5 separate regions of the Homo sapiens genome follow, and all the other regions are linked to region 1. Evidence: chromatin contacts called from ENCODE Hi-C or POLR2A ChIA-PET data. All regions are on one chromosome and are shown on one strand. Each heading gives the region's core, a stretch centred on a gene start or an enhancer-like site at or near the end of the contact. The rest is flanking DNA. Distances are from core to core; before and after follow the strand shown.

What was found. Hi-C counts contacts between places; a loop is a spot of excess contacts on that map. ChIA-PET counts read pairs that join two places held with the same protein, here RNA polymerase II (POLR2A). Pooled maps may share reads with other maps.
Region 2: a loop to region 1 is called in a pooled map, with 8 times the contacts of the local background. The contact joins the promoter of RPL35A here to the promoter of RNF168 in region 1. A Hi-C loop is called at or near these places in 1 of 168 maps with a recorded cell type or tissue (sciatic nerve) and 9 of 50 pooled maps. POLR2A ChIA-PET finds 5 or more read pairs at or near these places in 1 of 52 experiments (PC-9).
Region 3: a loop to region 1 is called in a map of naive thymus-derived CD4-positive, alpha-beta T cell, with 32 times the contacts of the local background. The contact joins the promoter of RUBCN here to the promoter of RNF168 in region 1. A Hi-C loop is called at or near these places in 1 of 168 maps with a recorded cell type or tissue (naive thymus-derived CD4-positive, alpha-beta T cell), 1 of 37 single-sample maps with no recorded cell type and 7 of 50 pooled maps.
Region 4: a loop to region 1 is called in a map with no recorded cell type, with 15 times the contacts of the local background. The contact joins the promoter of ACAP2 here to the promoter of RNF168 in region 1. A Hi-C loop is called at or near these places in 2 of 37 single-sample maps with no recorded cell type and 9 of 50 pooled maps.
Region 5: a loop to region 1 is called in a map of ascending aorta, with 18 times the contacts of the local background. The contact joins the promoter of BDH1 here to the promoter of RNF168 in region 1. A Hi-C loop is called at or near these places in 1 of 168 maps with a recorded cell type or tissue (ascending aorta), 1 of 37 single-sample maps with no recorded cell type and 9 of 50 pooled maps.

Annotation. Positions count from the first base shown.
Region 1 is chr3:196,501,610-196,506,281 of GRCh38, forward strand. RNF168 (ring finger protein 168) reads right to left here and starts at 2,159. Exons shown (of 6, transcript NM_152617.4): 1 at 1,264-2,159. The coding sequence starts at 1,564. It overlaps LOC105374306 (a long non-coding RNA gene), which reads right to left and starts at 443. Exons shown (of 2, transcript XR_924896.3): 1 at 1-443. It overlaps LOC105374307 (a long non-coding RNA gene), which reads left to right and starts at 3,743. Exons shown (of 3, transcript XR_924897.3): 1 at 3,743-4,602. RefSeq lists enhancers at 269-953, 954-1,637, 1,289-1,358, 1,399-1,488 and a silencer at 2,109-2,408.
Region 2 is chr3:197,948,262-197,952,933 of GRCh38, forward strand. It overlaps RPL35A (ribosomal protein L35a), which reads left to right and starts at 1,929. Exons shown (of 5, transcript NM_000996.4): 1 at 1,929-1,960; 2 at 2,675-2,717; 3 at 2,898-3,050. The coding sequence starts at 2,707. The region is part of intron 2 of DRC9 (dynein regulatory complex subunit 9); the gene reads right to left. RefSeq lists enhancers at 1,332-1,551, 1,631-2,413, 3,197-3,978.
Region 3 is chr3:197,734,446-197,739,117 of GRCh38, forward strand. RUBCN (rubicon autophagy regulator) reads right to left here and starts at 2,459. Exons shown (of 20, transcript NM_014687.4): 1 at 2,210-2,459. The coding sequence starts at 2,274. RefSeq lists enhancers at 757-806, 1,737-2,584 and a silencer at 2,173-2,722.
Region 4 is chr3:195,440,729-195,445,400 of GRCh38, forward strand. It overlaps ACAP2 (ArfGAP with coiled-coil, ankyrin repeat and PH domains 2), which reads right to left and starts at 2,292. Exons shown (of 23, transcript NM_012287.6): 1 at 2,067-2,292. The coding sequence starts at 2,119. RefSeq lists enhancers at 1,207-1,296, 1,836-2,335 and silencers at 1,747-1,796, 1,817-2,036, 2,157-2,656.
Region 5 is chr3:197,553,169-197,557,840 of GRCh38, forward strand. It overlaps BDH1 (3-hydroxybutyrate dehydrogenase 1), which reads right to left and starts at 2,800. Exons shown (of 8, transcript NM_203314.3): 1 at 2,613-2,800; 2 at 1,394-1,545.

The sequences.
Region 1 (4,672 bases), core at 909-3,408:
GTGATGAAAAGTTCTGGAAACAGTGGTGATGGTTACATTGTGAATGTAATTAATGCTATTGAATTGTACTTAAAAATGGTTAAAATGTCAGTTTGTTATATACATTTTGGACAATATTTTAAAAATAACGCAATATACCAAAAACCATTAAATTGCACACTTTTAAACATTTTACTGAATTTATGTTACCCAGACCGGCCTCAACTCCTGGGTTCAAGAGATCCTCCCACCTCCGCCTCCCAAAGCGCTGGGATTACAGCTGTGAGCCATCGCTCCCGGCCAACCGCACACTTTTAGTAGGTGAATTGTATGGTCTGCGAGCATTTGAATAAAGCTTTTTCTTTTAACTATTGTTTAAAAATGTTTAAAATGGCATTTTTTTACAATAAAATAAACGTATGTTTAAAAGGCAGGTACACATATAACTGTGACCAAAAAAAATTAGAAAAAAAAAAAAAAAAAAAAAAAAAAAGACCTGTCCACGAGAGAACGGAGACACCATATCCTAAGCCCAGACAGGAACCACCGCCCGGCTTATTGCTCACATTAGTGGAGGAAAGAGTCAAGGGTTCAGTTTGGGGCTCCTGAGTCTACCGGGTGCAGGGTTGAGTGATAAAAAAGCGACTTTAGCCTCGTCGCATGATTAGGAGAATCAAGAATTAAATGAATGGAGATGTATAGATAAGTAAATCAGAGGCCGGGCGCGGTGGCTCAAGCCTGTAATCCCAGCATTTTGGCAGGCCGAGGCGGGCGGATCCCTTGAGGTCAGGAGTTTGAGATCAGCCTGGCCAACATGGTGAAATCCCGTCTCTACTAAAAAACAGAAAAATTCCCCGGGCGTGATGGTGCACGCGTGTAACCCCAGCTACTCGGGAGGCTGAGGCAGGAGAATCGCTTGAAACCGGGAGGCGGAGGTTGCAGGGAGCCGAGATCGCGCCACTGCACTCCAGCCTGGAGGACGGAGCGAGATCCTGTCTCAAAAAAAAAAAAAAGAAGGCTCCAGACGGGCAATTCTTTAATTTTTAACACAACAAACACCCATCGAACACAGCGCGGGCATTTTGACAATGGACAAAATCTTGCCCTTGACTTTATAATCCATCGACATTTGGGGACCCATAAACCCCCTAACCTCTGAGAACTATTTAGACAAATACTAGTCGGGTTTTTTGGTTTGTTTTTACTTTTTAAATGGAAAAGTGATGATTCACCTTTTCAAAGACTTGCGGCTTTTGGCCAACAAACACGCCATGGTTTACTCACCCACTTCCTCTGATTCTTGGCCAGACGCTCTAAGCTTGCACTCCCTGGGATAGTGTTTTTGAATTATCGTCCACAGTTCCACGTTGACGAGAGAATTTCTTCGGGTATGGTACCGAGTCCACGACGATACCCGGCGGCGACAGAAGGGACAGCATAAACTCGCCTTTTCGACGGTCGACTGGAAGCACGGTTTACACAGCGTGTGGTTACACGGGAGGGTGACGGGCTCCACGAGGATTTCCATGCAGATCCCGCACTGGCACTCGGACAGCGAGGGGATGGCGTCTTTGGGTAGAGCCATTTCAATATGTTAGTAAAGCCGACTAAACAACGACACCTGCACGAAAAAGAATCCTATTTTCGGCCAACCACAGAGAGAGCAAAAGCAGTTTTGTGTTTCAGTATTATGCCCAGAAGCGTATCAGAATTCGGAGAACAGGAGCATCCAACACGTCTTGAAGCAAAAAGGCGCTCTCAGGGTCAGGCAAACAGGAATACCCCGGAGGGCGGCGTCTTTGTCCATTTTCAAGGCAAACGTCCCGCCAGCAAATAAATGCAGGTTTTCGTCGGAGGAGCCTGGCTGCTCCGCGGCATGAACACCGCGGCTGCGGCTCCCGGGGCAGCGAGGGGAACGCGCCAAGTCCTCTCCTCCCCTCACCCGGAAAGGATGCTCCGCTCAGCTCGGGGCAGCCGGGCCCCGGGACGCGGCTCCGGGAGGAAGCCCGGGCTCCGGCTGCAGCATAACTTCCGCTTTACCGCTGCTGCGGGGGAGACGCGCGACTCCCGTGTTCACCTTTCGGGCGCCTGGCGCAGTTTCCCAGAGCTCCGCGCCCCCGTCCCTCCTACGCAGCCAGAAACCCTATTCGTTGCGGCAGCGCAGCAGCCACCGGACAAGCGCTAGCAACGTCACAACCGCCCGCCAAAATCGCACTTCCCACCCAGAAAACTGCCCAAGGGCGAACGTTCCCGGGGCGGGACTTCCGGGGTCTGCGCGCCGCCCGCCCTCCCTCCCAGCCGGAGACGGTCCCGCCCTGGCGTCGCAGCCCCGCCTAGTGCAGCCTGGGTGGAGCCTGACCTTTCCCTGAGATTTCTGCGAGGCCTCAGACACCCCTGGTTTCTTGGTTTCTGGGTAGAAAAAGGGAAACCTCAAAACAAAATCAACAGCCAAACAAGGCCGGGTGCGGTGGCTCACGCCTGTAATCCCAGCACTTCGGGAGGCCGAGGCGGGCGGATCACCTGAGGTCAGGAGTTCAAGACCAGCCTGGCCAACATGGTGAAACCCCCGTCCTTACTAAAAATACAAAAATTAGCTGGGCATTGTGACAAGCTCCTGCAATTCCAGCTACTCAGGAGGCTGAGACAGGAGAATCGCTAAACCTGGGAGGCAGAGGCTGCAGTGAGCCGAGATTGTGCCACTGCACTCCAGCCTGGGGGACAGAGCAAAATTCCACCTCAAAAAATACAAATAAATAAATAGATAAAAGAATTGGGGTCTCACTGTTTTATCCAGGCTGGACTACAACTCCAGGGTTCCAGGGATTCTTTCGCCTCAGCCTCTGGAGTAGCTGGGTCTAGAGCTTGCAACTCCATAGCCAGCTCCGGACCTGCATTTTTTGAGGGAATCAATCAGTGTGAAGGAAGAGAAAAGAAAATCACTGTGCGTGAAAGCAGCCTTTAAGTTGTTTTGAGGCTGCTGAGAGCATTCAGGCTGGGTAGGGGATGGTTTCCAGGTTGAGAACAACGAGGAGACATCGGTCGTTGGTAGAAGTCTTTGGGAACTTTCATTTCAATGTGGGTTCAGAAACCTGTTATTGTCTGTGATAGCTCACACCTGTAGTCCCAGCACTTTGGAAGGCCAAGGCGGGAAGATCAGTGGAGCCCAGGAGTTCAGGTCCAGCCTGGGCAACATAGTGAGACCCTGTCTCTACAAAAAATAAAAAAATTAACTCGGTGTGCTGGCTCACACTTATACTCTCAGCTACTCTGGTGGCTGAGGTGGGAGGATCACTTGAGCCCAGGAGGTCAAGGCTGCAGTGAACAGTGATCGTACCACTGCACCCCAGCCTGGGTGACAGGGCAAGACCCTGTCTCAAAAAAAAGAAAAAAAAAAGAAACCTGGGACTGTCATCTGGTTGTCTACAGTAACAGTACCTTAGCTTGGAATTTCAGGCTTGTTTTTTGTTCGTTTGTTTGTTTTTTTGAGATGGCTCCTCATTCTGTTGCCCAGGTTGGAGTGCAGTGGTTTGATCTCAGCTTACTGCAACCTCCACCTCCTGGGTTCAAGCGATTCTCATGCCTCAGCCTCCCGAGTAGCTGCAATTACAGGCGCGTGCCTTGTAATACCACGTGCATTGTAATACCACGCCTGGCAAATTTTTGTATTCTTAGTAGAGATGGGGTTTCACCATGTTGGCCATGCTGGTCTCGAACTCCTGACCTCAGGTGATCCACCGGCCTTGGCCTTCCAAAGTGCTGGGATTACAGGCGTGAGCCACTGCACCTGGCCTTCAGGCTTCCTAATATGTCCACAACCTGCTTTTCCCATCGAATCTCCCATTATTCTTTTAAACATGCAACTATGATTTATTCTCTGTCATCCAAACGTTTTGCTTTCATGACATTGCTTTCTCGGTTCATCCTAAATGGGTTGCTTTGTGGCTGTGCCTACTTCAAACACCAATTTAATGCAGTTGGGCCAGGCACGGTGGCTCATGCCTGTAATCCCAGCACTTTGGGAGGCCAAGGAGGGCGGATCACAAGGTCAGGAGTTCGAGACCAGCCTGACCAACATGTTGAAACTCAGTCTCTACTAAAAATACAAAAATTAGCTGGGCATGGTGGCAGGTGCCTGTAATCCCAGCTAGTCGGGAGGCTGAGGCAGAAGAATTGCTTGAACCCGGGAGGCAGAGGTTGCAGTGAGGCCAGATTGCACCACTGCACTCCAGCCTGGGTTGACAGAGCAAGACTCCGTCTCGAAAAAAAAAAAAATTAATTCACTTCTTCCAGAGTGCACTTTTATGTGCAATTTAATGCACTCCCCACCACCAGTAATGCCCCTTTTCTAAACTCACCCAGTCATATATTGCCCAGTGATACTGATTTTTATTGCAGTTTTACTATTGAACTCCTGTATTTTGATTTCTATCTTCAGGTGCTTATGTCTTGTGTAATGGATATATTTCATGTACTTCCTCAGATTTCCTTCACTTTGTTTGCTTTCTGTACCCATAATCACTTGCTCTTTTTGGGGCTCACCAGTTGCATTTCCGGAATCTCTGGCTTCTCCTGCCACTTCTGAACAATGCAGGAGCTGACTTCTCAGAGGCTGCTAGGGCCTCGGTAATGCATGCTGGGAGGGTGGGGGGGTCACTCCCCATGGAGTAACTTTCACCAATTGAAACCAGTGGAC
Region 2 (4,672 bases), core at 679-3,178, 1.4 Mb after region 1:
ATGCTCTACTAATGGTCATCACCTGCAGTTTGAAAAATGCCTTAACTGACACTTGTCCAAGTGATCCTTTCGCTGACTCGTCAGGCCAGATCAGGCTTCTGGGCACTCATGCCACTACTTTCCCGCAGAGCTGTGTTCACAATTTGTTACGTTAGTGTCAGTTTCCCCCCACTAGACAACTGTTCCATGAAAGCAGCAACATGACAACGATGCTCACAGTTGTATCAGGTGCTAAGTCTCAGTGCTCAATAAGTATTTGTGGAACGAATAATACACGAGCAAACGAATGAAACTCACACTTAATGTGTTATTCCTCCCAGGAGGACTTCCATATAGAACTTTGACAAATCAATATCTAATAGTGAAATTTCTAGCACATTTCTTTCTGGGACAGGGAACACTGGGTGGGGTAGTAGGCTACAAGGTACAAGTTCTATCCTGTTGTATTTAAGAGAGGATCTGATTTTAAAAGTGACTTATATACATCTATTTCATACAACTTCGGAGTCATACTTTACTCTCTCTCATTCCTCATCCACCAGCAAATCTTGCCAGAATTTAAATATATTCAGAATTCCAGTACTCAATATCCTCTGTTTACACACCATCACCTCTCATCATAGTCACTACAGGAACCTATAATTATCTTCCTGCTGATACCCTTGCCTCCCTTCACTTTCAACACAGTGACTTTGTCAATATAGAAGTCAGATAGAGTCACCCTTCTGTTCAGGACCCTTAAATAGTTCCCATCTCAAAGCAGGGGAAGCCTCTTTTACATACTTCCCATCTCAAAGTGGGGAAAGCCTCTTTTACAGTGGCCTCTCTGCTTAATTTTCTTCACAGAAATTATCATCTTCTAACGTGTCATCTATTTTTACTTGCTCATTGTGTTGCTCCGCCTCGTAGGATATAAGCTCCACGAGGGCATAGATTTGTTTACTGCCGTGTCATCTTACACAAACCTTGGTACAGGGTAGTCATTCATTAAACTATGTGTTAAATAAATGAATGAATCCATAGGATAACCCAAATAAATATGCAATAATTCGGAAATGTGAATCTCTGGCGTCCACTAATCCACCTCTACAAGTATCTACGGAGGACCTACTAGGTGCGGACACGAGGCAGCTAAACGAGTTCTCCTAAAAGGGCGATAAAGCCTCCTGCAGGCAGTCCTCCTCATACCTCGGATCCAAAAAGAAGAATGGAGGTAAGAACTTAAGTCATTTCATTCATTTTTTTTTTCTTTTGTAGAGGTTGGGGGAGGTGGTCTCACTATGTTGCCCAGGCTGGTCTCGAACTCCTGGCCTCAAGCGATCCTCCCGCCTCGGCTTCCCAAAGAGCTGGGTTTACAGGCGTGAGCCACTGTGCCCAGTCTCATTTCTTGAAAGAGATAAATAAGTAGAGGGGAGAAAAGAAGTATAGAAAAAGAAAAAAGAGAAGGAAGAGGTCCTGCTGCCTTCGTGCTCCCGGCCTTTCTCTTCCATGCTAGATTAGGATCCCAGAATTTCCGTTCTGTCTATTGCTGTGTGTATCGAGAGAAAAGCACCCCACTGTTGGCAAATCAATCTTACAGTCAATCATTCTTTAGGCAGCGGGAACATCCTCCACTCAGGGTTCGCCTTTCCACCTACGGCGTCCGGGGACGCAGGAAGTAAACTAAGTTGTTTCTATGGCAACGCACAGCTTTGGCGGATTTAGCTGGCTACCATTTTGCCTTCCCTTGTTCCCAAGTAGTACATTTTGCAGCCTACCAAGATGAAAGGACTTAGGAAAATAATTGTAAGAGTGCTATTGAATGTGGCTTATTTCAGTGCGAAGCCGATTTCCGAGGATTGTTTTTCTGGCGTTTGGAGAAGATGCCTAAATTGAGGGCGGAGTCGAAAGATGTTTAATCCCACAAGGCCACGCGGCGGGGCCTCGTCCTTCTCTTACCGCCATCTTGGCTCCTGTGGAGGTGAGTGAAGGGTCTGCTGCTGAAATTTGGGGGCAAATAACCGGAGTAGGTTTGTTCCTGTGCCTTGGCGAGTCGCCGGTGCGTATCGGAGTCTCTGCCAGCCATTGATTTCTACGGGTTTCAAGAAGAGGGAGAACAGGATGGAGGAGATGTTGGGCTGATGGTGTTTGGTCCCCTGACACCCGGAGAACGGCTGCCCGGGTTATCCCAGTTAAATTCCTGGGCCTGAACGGAGTGAAACGATGTTTTTGTTCGTGTGCAGTTGTCCATGAGGCAGTGCTTCCTTCATCCGTTTCCTCCCAGTCCATACCTTCCTTGGCTTGTCTGACCAGTCTCTTTCCTCAGCTTTTCTCCCCCAGCCATTGCATAAAAGTCTTACGTGTGTGTTTCTCTTTAAGGCTTCATTTCTTTTCCTGAGTGTTGCCTACTGATAACGGCATGCATTTTCTCAGGCTTTTCTGAGAGTCATTTTTGTGACTCCTGTCCCTTAGTTTTGTCTTCATTCTGAAGTTTGCTTAGATACCAGCTGTTCTCTGAGGTTTGAATGTCTTGCCGGACCCTGCGTTTCATATGGATGTTCTGGCATTGTTGTCCCCGAACTCCTACATGAAACTCCCATCCAAAAGGAATTTGCTTTAGGGGCTTAAACGAGAGGGGACGAGGTGGGAAACTTGTGTGGCTTGGTTTTAAACTAATCTTTTTGTTTGTTTTAAGGCCTGCTGGGAACGGGACTTCTAAAAGGAACTATGTCTGGAAGGTACGCGTTTTAAATATAGTTCTTTATTTTTGTGTGTTAGACGTGAACGTAAATGCGAGCTTAAAATTGGCAAGAAAAAACTTAGATGTTTGCTCTGAGTAACTTTTGGGTGGGGGTGATTACAAGTCAGATTGGTTTTTTGAAGCTTATGTTTCATGTTGTGTATCTTTTGTGTCTTAGGCTGTGGTCCAAGGCCATTTTTGCTGGCTATAAGCGGGGTCTCCGGAACCAAAGGGAGCACACAGCTCTTCTTAAAATTGAAGGTGTTTACGCCCGAGATGAAACAGAATTCTATTTGGGCAAGAGATGCGCTTATGTATATAAAGCAAAGAAGTAAGTTTATGACACTGGTAGGTTTTGGGTTTTTGAGATCTGCCTCATTTTCTTTTTTATATAACGGAGTCTTGCTCTGTTGCCGAGGCTGGAATGCAGTGACTTGGTCTCCCTCACCGAAACCTCCGCCTCCCGGGTTCAAGCAAGTGTCCTGTCTCAGCCTCCCGAGTAGCTGGGATTACAGGCGCCGGCCACCACGCCCGGCTAGTTTTTGTATTATTAGTAGAGACAGGGTATTGCCATGTTGGCCAGGCTGGTCCCAAACTCCTGACCTTAGGTGATCCGCCCACCTCGGCCTCCCAAAGTGCTGAGATTACAGGCTTGAGCCACCGCGCCTGGCCTCATTATCCTATTGAAATAATAAACAAAAGATTTAGCTGAAGTACTTGGTATTGTTTTTTTGTTTTTGTGACAAGAGTCTCTGTTGCCCAGGTTGGAGGGCAGTAGCGCGATCTTGGCTCGCTGCAGCCTCTGCCTCCTGGCTCAAGCGATTCTCCTGCCTCAGCCTCCTGAGTAGCTGGGCTTACAGGGGTGTGCCACCACGCCCGGCTAATTTTTGTATTTTTACTAGAGAATGGGTTTCCCCATGTTGGCCAGGCTGGATTGGTATTGCTGTGGCTTCTATTTTGCGTCATTAAGGAACTTAATGGGGAGTTTTAGAAGGACGTTACTTCTGAGGGTGGTGTTGGATTTAGGTACCTTTTGCACTTGTAAGCAATAAAGGAGGTAATTCCTTATATTGTGATCCTTTTAAGGTTTCTAATTTTTTTTCTCGGCTCCTTTTGCCAGAATTTAAGGATTTTTAGAACACTTGTGCTTAATGCATTTTGTTAATGCCTTAAAATTATGGGTTTTTTTTTTTTTTTTTTTTTTTTTTGGAGACGGAGTCTCACTGTCACCTAGGCTGGAGTGCAGTAGCACAATATCGGCTCACCGCAACCTCCGCCTCCCGGGTTCAAGGGATTCTCCTGCCTTAGCCTCCTGAGTAGCTGGGATTACAGGCGGCCGCCACCATGCCTGTCTAATTTTTGTATATTTAGTAGAGATGGGGTTTCACCATTTTGGCCAGGCTGGTCTTAAACTCCTGAACTTGTGATCCACCCACCTCAGCCTCCCAAAGTGCTGGGATTACAGGCAGGAGCCACGGTGCCCCGCCCCTTGTTTTTTCTTTTCTTTCTTTTCTTTTTTTCTTTCTTTTTTGAGACAGAGTTTTGCTCTTGTTATCCAGGCTAAAGTGCAATGGCACAATCTCAGCTCACTGTAATCTCTGCTTCCCGGGTTCAAGCGATTATCCTGCCTCAGCCTCCGAGTGAGGTGGGATTACAGGCGTGTGCCACCACACCCAGCTAATTTTATGTTTTTAGTAGAAACGGGGTTTCACAGTGTTGGTCACTCTGGTCTTGAACTCCTGACCTCAAGTAATCCACCTGCCTCGGCCTCCCAGAGTGCTGGGATTATAGCGCAAGTCACTGCACCAGGCCAAAATTAGTTTTTATGCATGCCTAAAGATGTTTATGCTGTAGACTTTTTTTTTTTTTTGAGACAAAGTGTTGCTCTGTTGCCCAGGCTGGAGTGCAGTGGTGTGATCTCAGCTCACTGCAACCTCAGCTTCCCCAGTAGCT
Region 3 (4,672 bases), core at 1,209-3,708, 1.2 Mb after region 1:
TGCCTGGGTTTGAATCCAGTTCTGCCAGGGATTCGCTGTACAACCTTGGCAAGTTACTTACCCTGTCCATTTCTCAGCTTTCTCATCTGTGACACAGCAATAACAGTAGTACCGACCACATACAATAGTTATAGGGATTAAAGAAGTTAACGCAGTATTCATATCTTAATACCTTAAAACAATTCCTGGCATGTGGTAAATAGCATTTGTTACATACATTAAAAAAATAACTAACCCAGCCTCCCTCACATGAAGTGGTAGAGGGAAATCAAAACAATCCTAAAACGTGTTTAGAATTTACATGGGACCTTTCACACGAAGCACGTCACAGACATCTGCAGGAAGAATAAATAGTCAAATAGGCAAAGCAGAAACTGAAACATGGAAAAGGGAAGTAAGATGTTCAGTTTCACTTAGCACAAATCATTCTCAGATCTCAGGCAGGAGCCCCAAAGTCCTGTCAGTCCAGGTTTTGTTCAACAGGCCACTTTGCACATAAAAGTAGAGTCACCCTTAAAAATAGCAAGTCTTCACCCAGGAACATCTCATAAATCTTCCCTTGTTGATATTTTCTCAGAGGTAAATATTCTGCTTCTAGTTTTTGGATCCCAGCTGCTCCTGAGACCATCATTATATCTGAAACTGTTTCTAAATGTCAAGTGAGGTCAGGCCTGGTGGCTCACACCTGTTAATTCCAGCACTTTGGGAGGCCGACGTGGCGGGGGAGAATTGCTTGAGCCCAGGAGTTAGAGACCAGCCTGGGCAATATGGTGAGACCCTGTCTCTACAAAAAAGTTTTTTAAAGTAGCCAGATGTGGTAGCTGGCACCTATATCCCCAGCTACTTGGGAAGCTGAGCTAGTATAATCGCTTGAGCCCAAGAGTTGGAGGCTGCAGTGAGCCGTGTTCACGGCACTGCGCTCAGCCTGGGGGACAGGGTGAGGCTGTGTCTCAAAAAATAAAATAAAAATAAAATAATAAATGTCAAGTATGACTCCCTTAAGCCACATTCCTGCTCTCGCCTGTCAGCATTCCAGCCTCTTTAAAAAAGATTAAGACCAGAGTTATTAATGAAGCAAACCCTAAATATGGAAGGCATCTCTACAGACTCCGATTCATCATTTAGTCAAAGTAGTTCGGGGTTTCTTTGGCTTTTTGTTTTTTGAAGACAGGGTCTTCCTCTGTCACCCAGGCTGGAGTGTAGTGGTGCGATCTCGGCTCAATGCAGCCTCGACTTATTGGACTCAAGTGATCCTCTCGCCTCAGCCTCCCGAGTAGCTGGCACCACAGGTGAGCACCACCACGCCGAGCTAATTTTTGTATTTTTGTAGAGACGGGGATCTCCCTAGGTTACCCAGGCTGGTCTCAAACTCCTGGACTCAAGCGACCCGCCTCAGCCTCCCCCAAGGTGCTGGAATTACAGGTGTGAGGCACCGCACCCGGTCCAAAGTAGTTTTTATATTTTAAATCCCCCAATTTCTAGAAGATATGAGCTTTCTGACATGGTTCCATATAAATAAATGTGAACTTGCTTAGTTTGCATTGTGAGGAAAAAGGGACAGGTTTGAAGACGAAAAGGAAATGGCACAGAGGTCCTGCCACTCTCTGACAGGGATTCGGCAATGACAAAGTGCAGAGTTTCTGGTCTCATTAGCAGTCCCCGCCCCACCGCACTGCCATGACACTCGCTCACTTTCTCCCCAGGCTCTCCTCGCCTTCATCCCCATGCTCATCTCTGCCTAAGCTTCTTCCGAGGCCACTCATAACGCTTCACCTCTGCTCCCAGGAATTCTCACATCCTCTTCGCGTTGGCCCCACTTGCTGTCACGGCAAGTTTCAGTCCGGGTGGTGCCCTGCCCCTGTCTATAGACTCTGGCCTGTAAAACCTCACTGCACCCCTCTGGCCTCTTCGCCCAGTCTCTCAGCTGCCACCTCCTCTCCAGCAGTCTTGGATCTGAGCTTCACCCTCCTCTGCTGCCCTTGCCCTCCGCAAATCCCACCCACCCTCCTCACCCTAAGCCGGTTCCTTCGTCCCATCCCCGCCCCGCCCGTCCTTCCTCTGCGAAATGCTTCCCAAACAAGTCCTCCGCAGCCGTCGTCCTCAAGACTCGTCGCGCCCGGCCCTTCTCTCCGTGACCCCGCGCCCTCCCAAGCCTCCCGGGGCTCCGGCGCCTGTCGCTGCCCCGACTCCGCGGCGGCTCCCAGCCCACCTGCTCTCCTCAGGCAGGCGCTCCTCGCCGCCTCCGAGCTCCATTCCCGCGCCCTCCGGCCGCATCCGGGGCGGTGAGGCCGCCTCTTCGCCCAAGAGAGGCGTCCCTGCCGCTTCGCCCTTCAGGGCTCCCGGGGCCCCCTGGGGCCGGAGGAGGCACCTGCGGCCGGTGGGCTCCGGGTGATGCGCTACACCCGGGCGGCGACAGCGGGAGGGACCGCCGCCTGGGCTGCGGCTTCTATCCCGGCCACCCCCACTTCCGGCTCCGGGGACTACAGCCCCCGGCGAGCACTCCGAGGCTAGGCCGCTCCCGCAGGACGCGTCCTCCAATCCCAGGCCGCGCTCGCAGACCGCGCCCCTCCAACGGCAGGCCGCTCCCGCAAGCCGCGCCCTCCAATCCCAGGCCGCTCCCGCAGGCCGCGCCCTCCAATCCCAGGCCGCGCTCGTGGATTACTACGCACCCGGTGGTTGGCTGGGCCGGCTTGCAAGCGGCGGGGGACCTTGGTCTCAGGAATCCGTGCCGGGGCGTATCCTTATTCACCCCCGTGACATTACACGCTGGGGACCGAACTCAGTCCGAGATGTAGACTAGGCAATAACGCTAATCTAATCCCGGTACGATTAACCCCACTCAGCCCGCCCTGGCTTAATGTCCGCTGGTGGTGTTTGGAGACCTCGAGCATTTAAATGAAGCGCTCACAAACAAGAGCACAGGTTGCTTTGGGATCATAAAAGAGCAGGAGAGAAAGGCTTCTGGGGGCTCTCGGAAGATGGATGTCAACGCAGAGTTTTCAAGGCTGAGTACGGGTTAGCCAGGAGAAAGAAGAGAAGGTGGAGAGAGCAACACGGCAGATACAAGGAAGGAAGTGCTGGCTTGGGAACTGCAGGTGCTGGGTAGCCAGAGCTGGGAAGGAGTGAGCAGCAGCATGGTGTGGGCATTCTGGTGTGGGGAAACCAGATCATGAAATGCCATTTTAAGGAGTTTGGATTTTATCCTGAAAACAATCAGCAAATCAAGCATATGCAAATCAAGAAGTGATTTGATCGAATCTGATGAGAAAGCCACTTTTGACAATGTGGACAGGAGATGGGGCAGATATAATACTATATTGAGGTAACGGTGGAAGGCTAGATAGGAGACTGGTCATCCTTATGGGGGATAACCAAGTAATGCTAAGAAGTGAAGCGAACCAGTTGAAAGAAACGTGGGCCTAGGGTTGCCAGATACTCTGGTTTCTCTTTTTTCTTTTTCAAAGACGGGGTCTCTCTCTGTCGCCCAGGCTGGGGTGCAGTGGCGCAATCATAGCTCCCTGCAGCCTGGAACTCCTGGGCTCAAGCAGTCCTCCTTCCTCAGCCTCCTGAATAGCTGGGACTACAGGTGCGAGCCACCACACCTAGCTATGATATTTTGATTTTTTAAAAGAAGCTAGGATCTGCATTTTTAAGCACTACTTCCAAATTTTTAAACGTTGGCAACAAATTTTTTAAACTTTCAACTTTGCACAGGCCAAACACAGCTTGTCTGTAGGCTGAAGGTGGCCCTTGAGTTGCTAGTTTGCAAACCCAGGCTTAAACTACAGCAGCGGTTGAAGAGAACAAGGAGGCTCAGATTACAGCAATGTGAAGGCAACAGAATCAGCACTACTCTATAAAGGACTGACTGTGGCAAGTGAGGGAGAAAGAGCGATCAAGAATAACTCCGTGAAAAACTAATGACTCTATATTAAAATAATATATGGCTTTTAGGTATTTTCAAACTTGACAAAAGTGTTTTGGCAATTAAAAATGAAATGAAAGAGCCTCTTGAAGCCATTTATGATTTCATTTAGGTTAAAAAAATACTCTCTTTCAAACTTTCTCATTTTCCTACTAAACGATTATACTTCTTTAAGAAAGGGGCAATATTACTCATTGGGATTTCTCTTCCTTCTGTGACTTTCTTCTCTTTTGGAGACGCAGTCTTGCTCTGTCACCCAGGCTGGGGTGCAGTAGCGCTGCCACAGTTCACTGCAGCCTCAACCTCCTCAAGCGGATCCTCTCACCTCAGCTTCCCAAGTAGCTGGGACCACAGGCAGTGCCACTATGCCCAGCTAATTTGTTTTTTTTTTTTTAATTTTTGGTAGAGACAGGGTCTCACTGTGCTGCCTAAGCTGGTCTCAAATTCCTGGGCTCAAGCAGTCCTCCTGCCTCAGTCACCCAAAAAGTATTGGGATTACAGGCATGAGGCACCATACCTGGCCTTACTTCTAGTTCTATAAATGTATGAACTTTATTTTTTGGCATACAGTATAATCCCAAATTAACACTATATTATTTATTTATTTATTTTTGAGACAGAGTTTCACTCTTGTTGGCTAGACTGGAGTGCAATGGCGCGATCGGGTTCAAGCGATTCTCCTGCCTCAGCCTCCTGAGCAGCTGGGATTACAGGCATCCGCCACCACGCCCGGCTAATTTTGTATTT
Region 4 (4,672 bases), core at 1,042-3,541, 1.1 Mb before region 1:
TCATAGTAATAGGATTATGGAAAAACTATAAAAAATTAAGAATATGAATAATGAAACTTCTATTTCTCGGCAGTCTTCCCTCTATTGCAAATCTAATTTGTCCCCAAAATGTATATAAGATGTTGAAGTTATTGAAATTTTGGCATCTCTTCCCAATTTGCAGCTAACAATAATTGGAATATGGGAAACAACTCCTGAAAACCTGTAATATTTTAATTAACATAGAATTTATGTTACAATCAAGTTTAACAAAAGTTCACTATAATATTCCCTACAACTTAATCAGTATGTTGCCCTCTTATTTTATATTCAATGATTTCTTTATTTCAAAAACAAAGACATCACATGGTTTGTGACCAACCCCAGTAGCTAGAAGTATTTCCAAATCACTTCTCTCAACTTAAAAAAAAAAAAAAATTAATGTGAAACAAAGGGAGTTCAAAGCTACATCTTCTAAGGGAAAAATGCTGTGATTATTTCACTTAAAAATAAATAGCTGAGTCATAGTAACAAAATTTCACAAAAAGCTGAACTTTCTAAGGTGCACTTTAAAAATTACTCCACTTGCCATGCTGTCCTGGAAACCAACCTGCACGCCTGTCCTAGGAAATCTATTTGTGTCTCTTGAGTCCTTCAATAATGCAGAACATAAAAGTTTCAAAAATGAATCGCAACAACAGCTATCAAAGGAAGTGGGTTTTTTTAAATAATAGCCCTAGGCTCCAATAAAATTAATACCCAAAAATCATCAAAGGGCAAACGCAAAAAGCGTTCTTAAATTTTCTCTAAGTAGCAGTTCCTTAGTTTTACAATTCTTTTCTTTTTCGCTGAAAGGAGAATAAGAAATCCAATTAACAGTGTTAAGGATGAGAACAGTTAGTTCCCAGGCAGAGGATGCAATTTACAATCCAGGCTTGGCCCAGACATTAGCGGGCACACACACGCCAGTGCTCAGAGGAAGCTTCAAGAAATGTCACTATCTAACGGAAGTGTTAAGGCCTTATATTTGTAAGGACTATGACCAGCCCTGTAAATAAATACACTGTAAAACGCAACCTAGAAAAACTCCATTGTCCAAAACAACTCAAGACTTTCCTACTATCCTCAAAACAGAAAGAACCTGTGTCCTGGACGGCCTCAGGACGACCGCCTCTCACATAGAAAGAAGGGCAACCCATGTGAATCGGAGTGCCCCCATGTCAACTCTGTGACAGATCCACTGGGAGCATCCGACTGTGATCCGGGCCCTCCTGGGCAGAGGCTGCTGGAAGAGGAACACACAGGCAATCTTCACGGCCCTCCTACTTCCGTTCTCAAAACAGAAATGCACTTTTCTGCTAGTCCTCCGCCCTCAGCCCGGTACCTCTCGACAGCTGTGCCCCCTTCAACGAGCTTAAGTGGAAAGAAAAGCAGGTAGTCACCAACTAGGGTCCACGGAATGCGGTTGATCACAGCGCTTCCCCCCGCGATTCCCGCACGCATCCACCGCGGGCGCCCTCCGGAGAGTCGCTCTGGCCGGGGGCACCGCGAAGCAGAAGTCGGCGTCCCAGTTCGCCCCCTACTCTCTCCTCCCCGGGGAAGGGGGGCAGAAAAGCGCAAAGAGGAACTAAATGAACTGCAAGAGGATGCCCTGAAAGCTCCCTCAAAGAGGGGGTGGGGAGGGGGTGGAAACCAAGAAGGGGCGGAAGGAAGGGGGAAGGAAGAGCAGCCAGAGGAGGAAGGGGGCGAGAGCGAGCGCCCGCGAAGGGGACGGGACTTCGGGAGCGCGGCTGCACCCCATTTCCCCCAGCGGGAGAGGGTGCGCCGGCCTTCGGGGCGCTCCGCCCCGGCAGAGGGCAAGGAAAGAAATGAGAGGCGACGTCCCCGTCCCCGCCACTTCGTCGCCCCTCGGGAGGGCTCGGTGGGGACTGCAGTGCCCTCGCAGGGTGGGAAACGGCGGCAACAGCCGCTCGCCCCGTCGGAAGGAGCGGACGGCGGGGCCTCCTCCGGGTGCGCGGGCCCGGCTTTCACGCCCCCAGCGCCGGGAAGGCAGCTCCGCGGTGACGCCGGGCGGCCGTGCCGGTTACCTGAAGCGGGGCGAGTCCTTCAGACACTCCTCGAAATCCACAGTCATCTTCATCCTGCCTCCGCCTCGCAGGCGGCGCTGGCAAAGCCGAGGGGGCCGCGGGAGCGGCCGCGCTGGGACGCAGACGGCTACGGCGGGCGCACGGCCGCGACTAGCGTTGCGCGGAGCTGCGAAGGGCGCCTCGCCCGCTGGTCATAGCAGCCGCGAAGACGGCGACGACTAGTCAGGCCCCAGTCCCGCCCCTCTTCCTCCCGCCCCAAGTAGAGCGCTGGCCGCAGGGAAACGGCCGGGGAGTGACAGCAGCGGCCAGCCAGCCACGAACCTGGCGGCCAAGGGGCGGGGCATCCGGCAGCACCGCCTGCGGGCGCCCGGGCAACGGGTCTGAGCGACGGCAACCCGAGCCAATGAGCAGCGCGACCGTGGGCACCTCCTTGCCACAACCGCCCCCGAGGGCCAACCGGGATGCGCGGGCGTCGCTAGGCGGGACGCACCGGTTGCTGGGAGGCCGGCAGCTGAGGTTCCTTGGGAAGGAAGTCACGTGGCTGCGGCCGCGCTTCCCTCCGAGCCCCCGCCTCTTCTCCTGCTCCCCGAGCCCCGCCCTGCTGAGCTGCCAGCCCAGAGGAGCAGTCTCCTGCAGGTCTGAGGAAGGAAATTTGCTTTTCAAAGCAGATTGGCAGAAATCTGAAGAGGTTAGAGGCAGAAATTATAAAAGGAAGAGATAGGCTAAGCCACCTATTCCTTTCAGTTTAGAGAAACTGAGGCCAGAAGAGGAGCGAGGATAACTTTAGTGATAAAATCCATCTTTCATGTATTTGTTCCATAGCTTCATAATCTGGAAATTGCTCCCATGTACATCTTCTCATATAGCCAGAGACCACTTCCTGAAGGAGCTGCCGTTTGGGTTGGACATAGAAAGATTTAGGCAGGTATGGGAGGTAGGGTGCTTCGTGTGGAGGAACTCCTCTCAAAACTGCCGAAAGCATTCCCCCTCACTGACACTTTGCTCCTGGTGGTTTTCACTGTTCTGCCATGGTGGGGTTCTGAAGACCAGGCTCATCGTACTCACCTTGCAACACCTGCCCCTCTAATCCACACTTTTTCTAGAAGCACTTTAAGATACTTATCATCTGATCCTCACGGCAGGTATTTACCATACTCCTTCATTTTAAGATGCCATTGATTGTAAAAAGTACAAAGATGTCTTATATGTAATGAGTAATTTTTAAGCCAACCTAAAAAACACGGGCGTATCTATAAAAATGAATATACAGGGTGTTCTAACAGCATAGTGGCTCTGAGTGAGAATCTGGAGGCAAACTTCCTGGATTTAGGTCCCAGCTTTCTCACTTTAAAATGAACATAACACACAGATCTGATGAAGTTGTCCGGTTAACACAGTGCCACATATCGATCATTCAGTAAATGTTGGCTATTTTAATTGTACCATTTGCCTCTTCAGTACTATAATCAAAGGGCTTAAGTCTAAGTTCTCTCACTTTCACTGTCTGAAGTTTTTGTTTGTCTCAAAAACAATCAAACAATTTCGTTCCGTTCCCCAGGCTGGTCTCAAACTCATGGCCTCAAGTGATCCTTCTGTCTCAGCCTCCCAAAATGCTGAGATTACAGGTGTGAGCCACACACCCAGCCTTCTAAAGTCTTAATATAACTTTCTGACCGTCTGGCTAAGTATAGCGTGATGACATACTGTTTTTCGTAACCCATCAAGAGATATCTTGATCTCTTTAGCATCTTTAGAAATTAACAGTATAGACAGGGCATGGTGGCTCACACCTGTAATCCCAGCACTTTGGGAGGCCGAGGTGAGCAGATTCCTTGCTCCAGGAGTTCCAGACCAGCCTGGGCAACATGGTGAAATCCTGTCTCTACAACTCTACAAAAATATACAAAAAATTAGCCAGGCACATGCCTATAGTCCCAGTTACTCATGAGGCTGAGGTGGAAGGGTCACTTAAGCCTAGGAAGTCAAGACTGCAGTGAGCCATGATTGTGCCACTGCACTCCAGCCTGGGTAGACAGAGCAAAACACTGTATCAAAAGAAAAAAAAAGGAAAAAGGAAAATTAACAGTATAATTCTGAGGCATTTCAGAGAATATAGAAGCATTATATTCATTTATTCTTTGCTTATAAACTTGATTTCTTTTTTAATTGTGTATTCCTGGAAACCACACAGCTTTTCTTGATAGCTAAAAACAGACTATTGACTGTTAAATGTTCAGGGTCCTCAAGCACATTAGTGGTCAGGCCAACCTTCCCTAACATTGTAACTTCAATGTCAAATTTACCAAGACAGTTGGCAATCTCTACTATATTTGGTTGCGTTCCTGATGTGTGACAGCTAATCTGCATATACAATAACTTATTATTTTAATACTTAATCACAGTGTAGCCTTTTAGAAGATACCTAAAGTGACACTTTGGGGTTCAAATTAATATTCAACTGCATGGCACCACAAAGGCAAATAACTAAGCTAATTACCAAGTGAACATCTTTCTGTGGATGGCTAAATTTGCATATACCCAGTTAGTGATAACACTGTCACAATTTTTCTTCCTTGCCCTGTGATAAAGCAAGCATTTGGGGGTGT
Region 5 (4,672 bases), core at 1,550-4,049, 1.1 Mb after region 1:
CGGCCTCCCAAAGTGCTGAGATTACAGGTGTGTGCCACCACGCCTGGCTGGTACATAATTAAATGAATTAAGAGAGTTTTGGCTGGGTGTGGTGGCTCACGCCTGTAATCCCAGCACTTTGGGAGGCCGAGGTGGGCAGATCACGAGGTCAAGAGATCGAGACCATCCTGGCCAACATGGTGAAACCCCGTCTCTACTAAAAATACAAAAATTAGCTGGGTGTGGTCGCTCGCGCCTGTAGTCCCAGCTACTTGGGAGGCTGAGGCAGGAGAATTACTTGAACCCAGGAGGTGGAGATTGCAGTGAGCCGAGATCACGCCACTGCACTCCAGCCTGGCAACAGAGCAAGACTCTGTCTCAAAAAAAAAAAAAAAAAAAGAAGAGTTTTAAGAAGAGGAGTGCCATTATCAGACTTACATTTTTAAAAAGGTAACTCTCACTGGGTTAATAAGTTGAGGATGGACTAGAGCAGAAGCAGGGAGACCCATTAGGATCTGTGGCAGTAATCCAGGGCCACCATGTGCAGTCATGAGGGTTGTATATTGCACCACTGCAGTGAGATGTGAAAACGTGTTCCTTAGAAATGTACACCAGCCTTGGTGAAAACCATGGAACTGATTAGAATTGGTAAGTCTGGCTTTATATTGAAGGTAGAGTCCGCTACCATTTACCAACAGATTGAGTGTAGGATATGAAAGAAGGAAGAATCAAAGCCATTTCCAAGATGTTTGGTCTAGGTGTAACAAATGACAGTAGTGCAAATGATTAAGCAGCCTTTCTATTCACAAGTGCTTACTGCATTTCAAACCCGAGGACACAAGCTGAGCCCCCGAGTCCTCACCTGGCTCCTCCAAACCGTATCTCCAACTATACTTTTCTCCTCTACTCATTCAACCGTTTGCTACACCATCCCTCAACAAGCCCTGTACTTTCCAATTTTCGAGCCTTGCTCATCCTATACCAAACTGACTGCATCTGACCAAGTCCTAGCTGGTTCAGATAACTCTCCCGAGCAGCCTTTTCTAATCCCCTAATTCAAAAATCTTTCGCCCAATCTCCTCCCTTCTGTGCCTCTGTAACTGCACCTACCTAGCCAGGGTCGTATTCGAGGGATTTCTGTTTATAAACATTCACAAGCCCCCATCCTACCACCAATCCCCACCCGGACTGTGAGCACCCTACAGACAAGACCCAAATGTTGAATCACTCTCTTCTTGCTCCTCCGAATATTTATTGTGTGACGCCTGACAGGAAGTAGAGGCTCTGTAAATGTGTATTGAGTGAATATGAAAGCTTCACAAATTTCAAGGGTCAGCTTCCTTGGCGGCCAGGGATATATACGCCCTATGCAGAGCCCGGCTCCAACGCCTCTTGTAGAAAGAAGGACACTGACCAGGACATTTGCAGCGTCACAAAAGATCCTGTCAGCGCGAGGCCTGCAGGCGGCCCTCCATAGTGAAATATGTGCTTCTGCAACCCCTCAAAGTAGGAACTGCAGGGTGACTCTGCATCAGCTGACTACAGGCAGATTTCCAGGCTGACTGGCTGGAAAAGAAAAAAAAAAAACGCGGAGTTCGACGCCGCGCGCAGCACCAAACACTTCCCCAGAAGGGCGCAGCCTGGAGGCGGCCGCGCGCAGGACGCACGCCCAAGGCGCCTGGGCCGCTAGGGACCGACCGGAGCGCTCAAACCCACAGGGTATCTATCAGGCGCGCGTCAGCACGTAAGCAGAGCGCGAGAACGCCCGAGACGGCGGCGCAGCCAATCCCAGAGCAGCGCTCCCCAACGGCCGGCCGGAGGGCGGGGAGAGAGGGGGGCTCGGCCAGAGCCACGCTTCCCATTGGTTGAGACAGCACCGCCCAGCCAAAGCCCCCTTGTCCTCGCGCGGGTGCGCCGCCTGGACTCCCACCCTGGCCAGTCCCGGGCCCACCACCACTCTGGCATCCCCAGCCTGTCCCCGCGGCTCCTCCTCCTTCCCCGGCCCTGTGGCCTGCCTGCTGTCCAGCATTCTTCCCCAGGGCGCTGTGGCGCGGAGGGAGGACTCCCCAAACCCCGGGAACAGAGCCTTGCGGAGGACCCCGGAGGAGGAGGAGGAGGAGGGACGCGGACGGGACTGGGAGATTCGGTCGGGAAGGGGACAGGGCCTAGAGCCCGGGGCTAGAAGGCAGGACACCTGGCTTCGGTCTGGGCTCGGCCTTTGACTACGACGTGACCTTGAGGACGGTTCCTTCCCTTCGTGGGGCCTGGGTCCCCTTCAGTAAGATGCGCCGGCAGGAAACGATGAGTCGTTTCACCTGGGAGCTGCAGGGCCGCGTGTTTAACCCAGGGCCTCCTCCTGCCTGGCACATTATTCCGAATAATAAATGCCAGATCATGCTGCTGGAGACGCCGGCAGAAAAGCCGAGAGGGAGACTCCCTGGGGTCTGGGCGCGATCGGCCATCCTACCCTTACCCCGCTGCGGCCGCAGGGCTCGGCCTGTAGGGCGCGAGCCCCCCTTCCCCACCCGTATCCCGGCTTCGGAGCTAAAGGAACACGTGAGGCCGAACCAAACCGAGTAGAGGGCGCCAGGGAATCCCGCCCGAGCTGCAGAGACGCGGACCCCTCCTCTTACCCAAAACCAAATGGGCAGGGGGCTCCGCTGCAGAGGGCTCGCCGAGGCTCTCGCCTTCACCCGGCGCCGCGCAGGTGCCCGCTCTCCTGCGGGGAGAGCCGAGGGGGGGCGCTGCCGCAGGGTCTTTCTGGAAGCCCCTCCACCAGCACTCCTGCGGCCTGCGGCCTCCGCCACCCGGACGCTTCTACACGCGAAGCGCGCGCTGGGGCTACGCTGGGCGGGGCTCACGGCGGCGTGGCTGTCGGGGGGCCGCCGAGCCGCCTCCTCCGCGCTGGGTGCCCGGCTGGCGCTCCTCCCGCCCAAGGTGCCCTGATCGCTAGGCTCCCGGTGCGGCCGTCTCGCCCCTAAGCCGGGCGCCAGATCCCCCGCCGCCTTCTCGCTCCCCGACCGCTGGGCGGGGGCGAGGGCCAGGGAGATGGAGCCAGGTGCGGAAAGGGTTGCAGCCTCGCGGGCTGAGGCCGGAGGGTGAAGGCGCCGCTCCTTGAAGTGAGGAAAACTCCGGTGAGGAAGAGGCTCTTTCCAGGTCCTGTGCGTGTTGCTGTCTTTAGAGCTCATTAGGGTTGGTTGGTTTTTAAATTTCTTTTGATCAGATGAATTTATTTAAAGGCCGGGGGCGGTGGCTCACGCCTGTAATTCCAGCACTTTGGGAGGCTGAGGCAGGTGGATCACTTGGGGTCAGGAGTTCGAGACCAGCCTGGCCAACATGGTGAAAACCAGTCTCTACTAAAAATACAAAAGTTAGCAGGGCGCGGTGGCGCACGCCTGTAATCCCAGCTACTCGGGAGGCTGAGGCAGGAGAATCGCTTGAACCCAGGAGGCGGAGGTTCCAGTGAGCCGAGATTGCACCATTGCACTCTAGCCTGGGCGACAGAGTGCTCCGTCTCACAAAAACAAAAAAATTAAAGATTTGCTTCTCAGGGTCTTTAAAAATAAATTAAGAATAGCAGTTTCCCAGAGTTTTAATAATAGAACAACGGAGGGCCATCGGCCACAGATAAGGGTTTCCTCCCAACCCCACCCCACTGCGCTATCGCCCTGCGCCAGCACACCTCAGTTTCCAGGATGAGAAACAGGCTGAGGAGAGAAGACACCAGGACACATTAGTGGCGAAGCTACGCGAAAGGAAAATAAACCTTGGGGCCCCCAAATCACTAGGCTAAAGGGGAAAGTCAAGCTGGGAACGGCTTAGGGCCAACCTGCCCCCATTCTACTCAAAATCACCCCCTGCTCACTGAGATAAATGCATATCTGATTCCCCCTTTGGAGAGGCTCATCAGAAACTCGAAAGAATGCGACCATTTGTCTCTCATCTACCTATAACCTGGGGGCTCCCTCCTTGCTTCGAGTTGTCCCACCTTTCCAGACTGAGCCAATGTTCATCTTACATATGTTGATTGATGTCTCATGTCTCCCTAAAATGTATAAAACCGAGCTGTGTCCCAACCACCTTAGGCACATGTCAGGACTTCCTGAGGCCATTTCACTTGCGTGCATTCTTAACTTTGGGAAAATAAACTTCCTAAATTGATCTGGCTCAGATTTTGGGGGTTCACAACTATGTTTAGGTAAAGTACAGAGAAGGAATGAATAGAATGAAGAGAATGAATGAAACTTGCAAATACAGGAAGATGAAAACAGGAGGAGGGAAGTACTGGCATGATGAAGATTTAAAGAAAACTGTAGACCGGGTGCGGTGGCTCACGCCTATAATCCCAGCACTGTAGGAGGCTGAGGCGGGTGGATCACTTTAGGCCAGGAGTTTGAGACCAGCCTGGCCAATGTGGTGAAACCCTGCCCTTCGTAGTGGATGCTTGTAATCCCAGCTAGGTGGGAGGCTGAGGCAGAAGAATTGCTTAAGCCTGGGAGGCAGAGGTTGCAGTGAGCTGAGATGGTGCCACTGCATTCCAGCCTGGGCAACAGTGGGAGACTGTCTCAAAAAACAAACAAACAAATAAAACTGTTGGCTCTGTCTGTCCATTCTGTGAGCTTCTGGAGAGCTAAGGCTATCTCCTTTATCCCCAGCTCCTGGCACATACAGCCTTGAAGACTGGGAGAATCAG